Regions from separate parts of the Homo sapiens genome. Here region 1 is linked to region 2. Evidence: chromatin contacts called from ENCODE Hi-C or POLR2A ChIA-PET data. All regions are on one chromosome and are shown on one strand. The core of a region is the stretch at or near the end of the contact, and the rest is flanking DNA. Distances in the headings are between cores, read along the strand shown.

Evidence for each region. Hi-C counts contacts between places; a loop is a spot of excess contacts on that map. ChIA-PET counts read pairs that join two places held with the same protein, here RNA polymerase II (POLR2A). Pooled maps may share reads with other maps.
Region 1: a loop to region 2 is called in a map of mammary epithelial cell, with 10 times the contacts of the local background. The contact joins two enhancer-like sites. A Hi-C loop is called at or near these places in 4 of 168 maps with a recorded cell type or tissue (Calu3, PC-3, PC-9 and 1 more) and 7 of 50 pooled maps. POLR2A ChIA-PET finds 5 or more read pairs at or near these places in 3 of 52 experiments (CD4-positive, alpha-beta T cell, HEK293 and naive thymus-derived CD8-positive, alpha-beta T cell).

The regions. Positions count from the first base shown.
Region 1 is chr12:47,266,452-47,269,454 of GRCh38, reverse strand. No RefSeq gene overlaps it. Among named protein-coding and RNA genes, the nearest start is that of PCED1B-AS1, 52 kb to the right of the region's middle. RefSeq lists an enhancer at 1,000-1,049. Within about 2 kb of position 1,719, at least 2 of the 41 ENCODE cell types and tissues checked have a DNase peak (open chromatin) inside an H3K27ac peak, as active enhancers do; they include mammary epithelial cell, where a contact is called at or near this core.
Region 2 is chr12:47,031,930-47,035,390 of GRCh38, reverse strand. No RefSeq gene overlaps it. Among named protein-coding and RNA genes, the nearest start is that of PCED1B, 46 kb to the left of the region's middle. Within about 2 kb of position 1,455, at least 7 of the 41 ENCODE cell types and tissues checked have a DNase peak (open chromatin) inside an H3K27ac peak, as active enhancers do; they include mammary epithelial cell, where a contact is called at or near this core.

The DNA of each region.
Region 1 (3,003 bases), core at 470-2,969, 230 kb before region 2:
TACTATGTTTTAAGTCCTATTCTAATTGGAAGACTGTAATCTTTTATTTTGTTTGAAATAAAATAGCAATGATTTTCACCCTCTTTGTGAGCCCACAAACAAAACAGTAGATATTTAAATTCTGTGGTTACAAGAAAATAAAACAGAAAGAAGTCCTTTCAGTTCTGCTAAATGCAAAATGAACATATATGCAGGCCAGGTGGGGAAGAGATGGGCTGCATTTTTGTCTTGGGCATTAACCAATGTAACTAAGTGGTCAATTGCTATAATTTGAAACAGGAAGGGAAGCAGAAGAACTCCTGTTGATGCTGTTATTTTAAGTAGGTGCATGGTCTATCCTTATCTGGGTAACTTGACTGTCTCAGGCTTGACTAAGCTGCAAGTTCCAAGTTGGTCATATTAACACTGTTTACCTAATCTCAAAGCTCTGAGTGGTCACCGAGGGAGTCCCTAGGAGAGTCATTGTTGATAGAGAGGGTGAGGAGGGAGTAAACTGTAGTTCCCCAGGCTTTTGGACAAGGCTTTTGTTGAGGGGATTCAGAGAATGGTGGGAGCAGAAGAGAGCCAGTGGAATGGAGACAGAGCTGAGGTGGGGAAGAAAGATGGAGCAAGACATAGCAGCTGCTGGCCAGGCACGGTAGCTCATGACTGTAATCCCAGCACTTTGCGAGGCCAAGGCAGGTGGATCACCTGAGATCAGCAGTCCGAGACCAGCCTGGCCAACATGGTGAAACCCCGTATCTACTAAAAATACAAAAAAACTAGCTGGGCGTGGCGGCGGGCGCCTGTAAACCCAGCTACTTGGGAGGCTGAGACAGGAAGAGGTTGCAGTGAGCCAAGATTGCGCCATTGCACTCCAGCTTGGGCGACAAGAGTGAAACTCCATCGCAAAAAAATAAAACAAACAAACAAAACGACATAGCAGCTGCTGCAGGAGAGAAATTTCAAAAAGTGGTGATGAGACATTTAGAAAGGTTTGGGTGTATGATATGTAAATTTCTCTTTCGTCTACAAACAAAATTGCAACAAAACTCTGCCTGGTTAAATGTTGTGCTGGTTATTTGACTGTTTGCCTCCAGATCCATCCTTTGTGTCTGCTCTGTATGTCTGACTGTTGCAAGCTATGATACCCAGGCTCTCTTGACCACCTGTTTTAGCCTCACTTAACCAGCGAGAGGTACTGTTGGAGATTGGAGGTTGGGAGGAAAGGGGAAGCCAAAGTATTTCTTGTCCTCTTTTTCTGCCATGGGAGGCATATCTGGCAGTAGCTGCCCTCCTCTGTGGCTCCAGCTCTTGCCTGAATATTTCTGTTATAATGCTAGTGTCTATCAAGGGACCCCCAGATCCTTCCTTTGTCTCTCCAGTCTTAAGGGTGGGTGGTGGCTTCCCACTTGCTAATCTTTGGGATGCCTCATCTACCCTAGTGACTATTTTAGCTCCTCTAACACCTTTATAATTAATTCTTCGTATTTAATATCTTCTATTTAATAACCTGATGGGACCCTGATCAATACAGAGGAGACGTACCTTTTTTCCTCTCCTGGTTTCTATAACGAGGGAGTTCTCCAAGCACATGTTTTGTTTCCCTTAGCCCTTTTATTCATCCCACCCCTAGGGCTCTGGAGTGAGTAATTGGATGGTAATTTTGGAAGAATCGCTGAGCATGTTGGGTCAGCTTTGCTGCTTCCTATTAGGAGTGGGCATTCCAAGAATGCACAGTATCTCTCTGTATTGCAAGTCTTGCCTGGGCAGGCCTGCTCTAGCCTAGCAAATGCCTGACTATGGGCAAGTCTGTCTGATTTTAGCCCACTTGACCACCAGACCTAAAACCTAGTCTTCTAGCCTGGCCTCTGCCGGTAACAAAGGTGATCCCCATTTGCTCTACCTTTGTTTTATTTCTTCAACTTGTTCAGGATGCAAGTGAGCAAGAAGAGTGCCATTTATTGTGGCTCCCTCCTTCAGAGACTTTAACATTATTCATCAATTCTTTCGGAACTGGATTTATGATTTTTTAAATATGCTATAGTAACAGAGAAGGCCTAAAGGTAGGGGTGTGTGGACTGAGCTGGTGAGACAATGCTTCCCTCCTTAGCAATTTCTGGGACTCGCCAGTTGATCCCACATGTGTCCATGGATCAGCCCTGCTTATTGCTTACTTCCCAACTGCACTCTGTCTCACCTAACAGGACTACAGTGGTGCCATTGAGCTAGAATATTATTCTCAATGGCCAGATGCTTTAACCAAAATTAATGTCTGCTCATGCAGTTGGAATCCTACCATATGATGTTGCTGTTGGAAGTAAAGGCCTGCTGTACTTCAGTGTCAGTAAGATTGACTTCCAGTTGTTTCCTTATGATTCCTGAAACCACTGTCATCCCTAGCTCCCAAGGCAAGACCTTCCTCCCTCGTGCAGAATTCTTCCATGGTCATCCCCATCATTCTTCCTGTAATCTGGCTGCTTTGGAACCACCTGGCATGATTTGAACACAAGCATACATGTCTAGTCCCCTCAGATGTATGTGGTTCAGATTTTTTCTCCCTAGGAGCGCCTCAGATTCTATATAACTCAGGGGCTCAACGTATATACCAGGGGAGGGTTGTCCCTACACTGCGCTCTCCAGAAGCATCAAGTCTCAGCTATAACCTCGTGTCTATATATATATATATATATAGTATATATATTTTGTTTTTTTGAGACAGAGTTTCACTCTTGTTGCCCAAGCTGGAGTGCGATGGCGCAATCTCAGCTCACTGCAACCTCCACCTCCCAGGTTCAAGCGATTCTCCTGCATCAGCCTCCCAAGTAGCTGGGATTACAGGCACGTGCCACCATGCCCAGCTAATTTTTTTGTATTTTTAGTAGAAATGGAGTTTCACCATGTTAGCCAGGTGGCCAAGATCACGCCATTGCACTCCAGCCTGAGCAACAAAAGTGAAACTCTGTCTCAAAAAAAAAAAAAGGCATATTTCTTCAGTTGTATTTGAATACCACGATGGGGTCA
Region 2 (3,461 bases), core at 206-2,705:
CCTCTTTGAATTTCTAGTTCAACATGGAAAGACTGAATGTAAACAGGGGGTAAATCCTCAAAAAGATGAACTTCCTCCCTCATCATCTTACTCCAGTGAACTCTGTTGAAATAGCAGTAACCATAGGCATACCTGTGGACTGTTTGTTGCCTAGGCTCTCCTAGCCAGCATGCAGAATAGAGAGGACAGTAGTTGTTCAAATGGGTAGAAGATAGCAACAGGAGCATGTGGGGTACATTAGTGTCTCACGCTGTGGGTCCGCCAGCCTAATTCCTATCCCATGCCCGCTTTTCGCTAGCCACCTTCTGGCCAGGGTGGCTTTGTGACACAGCTCTGACGGATAAGATAAAACAATGTCTATGTGCTGGGGTCTCTGGGAAATTTTTTGTTTTCCTGATAAAAAAGCAAAAAATGGGCTAACATGACTCATTTTGCCCTTTGTTCTTCCCCCTTCTCCCTGCCTGGAACATGAACAGATGTGATGTTTCAAAATGTAGCAGCCACCTTACAACCACAAGGCAGCAAATATGAAGACAAATGCCTCCAAGCCAAGGATGGTGGTGAAGGAGTGGTAAAGACAGACGAGCCTGGGTCCCTGATACATTAGGGAGCTATTTTCCCAGCCCTGGACTGCCTACCTCCCTGGCTTTTGTGTTGTCTGAGACAAATAAATGTCTTTTTGTTTAGCTGAGTATTGGTTGGGTTTTCTTGCCTTGGAATGGATTCCTGAGAAATAAATATAGCATGCAGCCCAAAGCTTTACACGATGTGAACCTTAATTGCAACATTTACCACAGTATCTTATAATCACAGTTTTATTTCTTTTTTAGTAGTCATGACTTTTTTGTAGGTAGGACTTTGGGCTTATTTATTTCTATATCTACAGCATATACTAGGCATTCAGTAGAAGTTAGATGAGTGAACCCACTTCATTTGATAAATTGTGATGAGTGAACTTGCAAATCAGAAACCAGTGCTATGGAAAGATTTCCCCAGGTGTCTGGTTCAGTCAGGAGAAGGGTGACGCTCCTGTAAGGAAACCAGGTATACCCAAGAGAAATAAAAACTCATGAGTCATCACATGGACTTTTGTGGTTTCTTTTATTTCTGGGTGCATTATGACAAAAACAAATAAAATATGCTAATACATTTTAAAAACAGACATTTTTTTCCTGATAATGAAAACACATGCTCTTCTCAAACATAAAATTAACCTTAATAGGAGAAGGAGTGATAGGAAAAACAAAACAGAGAAAAGGGCAGGATAATTTTTCTCTCCTTATTAACTTGCTGCTCACTCATGGAATGAGCTTTTCTTTTACCAGAAAAATCTAGGCATTTGTGTTGAAGACTCTAGAGCAATGACTGATTAAGAAATGCTCGCTCTTGATCTTATCGGCTGTATTCAGGGAATGTTCAGTGGCTGTGTCACGTCGCAGATGTGCTTGCAAAGGTTATTCCTCAGGACTGTGTCTTTCCCCATCTGCCTTCTCTGTTGCCTGTGGCTGATTCCATTTTCTTTAGCATCACAAAGCTCCTGAGCCAATTTACCCAAAGGCTTTTTGTCATTTGTATTTCAGCTGCCACTTCTCTATGCAGTTTCTATTTTAAAATGCTTATATAATAACTTTGGGTCTGCTAGGGTCTTTTGCCTCTGAAGATTTTAATCAGATTGGCTTGAATACCCATTTTATGCCCTGTGGAAAAACCCACTGTCTTCTCCAAGATGTCTCCTAATTCCCAGGAGACTTCCACTGTTCTCATGGACACGCCTGGCTTCCACTTGTTACTGCTGATGAATTTGTGCTTTCCACTCTACCTGGACTAATACCTTATTTTTACTTTGAATCAGCAGAATTGTGGAACTTTGTCCCTTTATCTCATTTGTATTTCTGATTTGAATAAATCAACTGATTTATAGCTCTAAATACAAATAACATGGAACACTTCTAAGTACGGTGTAAAACTTTGGTGGATATGTTTTAAGCACACTATAGTTGGCACTGGCATGCCAGAAATGCTCCAATGACCAGTTACAATAGGTGATGGAGAGGTAACCTTGCACAAGAGAGCCACAGTCCTTGTCCCTGCAGAGCGGCAGACAGAAACGCAGGAACCAGTGAGGAATGGAAGTGCCAGGGTAGGATACGGGAGGCCACGGGAGCCAGGAACACTCTGTGCACTATGTCAGCACATGGTTGTGAAAGAGGCTGTGTAGTACTGTTTCTTATGCTGATCAAACAACTCAGCTGAGTTGTAATCTCACTCAAGTTCACTATTTCTTATGTATTGGATTTCTTTACTATGTAATTTCTGCTTAGAAGCTCTAATAATTCGATCAATCTTGGAAAATCTAACCACTAGTATATTAGCACCATCAAAAATCATGCATGTTGTAGAGAAGTTGGTTATTATGATATGTACTTATATGTTCCCAGAAAGAAAAATGCTCCAAGTTTTGTAGCAAAACTTGATTTTCTTAAAACCTTAAGTAAACACAGGATAGACCTTATGTCTTTGTATGAATTATCTTTTTTCAGTTTTAACTTATGAGCAAATGGCTAAATTTTTTTCTTCTTCGTCTTGCCAGCTCTCTGTGTGTGTGTTTTGATAAAGGTGGGCTTTAGGGCCATCTAGTGGCTTCTTGAATAGGAAATTCTAAAAATTACCATTAAGCTGAATAGGAAAACCCCCACCTTCTCTCACCAAATATTCTCTCTTTAAATTTGTTACATATTAGCTCTTAGGAGTTTAAAGACAGATATTGGAAAACTTGTGGTAGTTCATATATATTCTTTTTCTTTTTCCAAATGAAATGTTACCATATTTGCATTTCCTTTCAAATAACATGAACACTGTAATGACCCATGTGCGTTCTTGGATTTTTGAGCACTGATGGAATGCTGGCATCTTGTGGATTGGTTATGAAGTTTTAGTCTATCCTGGCAGCTTTGAAGTTTATAGCCTCAACCTTTGTATCTTTCATAATATCCAGTTCAAAAAAAAATCAGCCTAGGCCTTCACATTTATGCAGTGTCTGATGATTTTAAGGTTGTGAAAGGAAAATAAATCTCAGGACCCCAATCACTAAGCCAAAAAGAAAAGTCAAGCTGGAAACTTCATCAGGCAAACCTGCCTCCCATTTTATTTCTAAGTAAGATAACTACAAAGATTTTTAAAAGCTATATACCTCCTTCACCTATAAAATACAGATTCATTGAGCCAGACTAAGGCTTAAGTAACTATTCCTCTACCCGAGTCTCACATGCAGATTGTGTATTCAGTGAAAGGCTGATCAAAGACTCAAAAGAATGCAACCATTTGTCTCCTATCTACGTATGATCTGGAAGCCCCCTATACAAGTTATCCCGCCTTTCCAGACTGAGCCAATGTACATCTTACACATATTGATTGATGTCTCATGTCTCCCTAAAATCTATAAAACCAAGCTGTACCCCAAC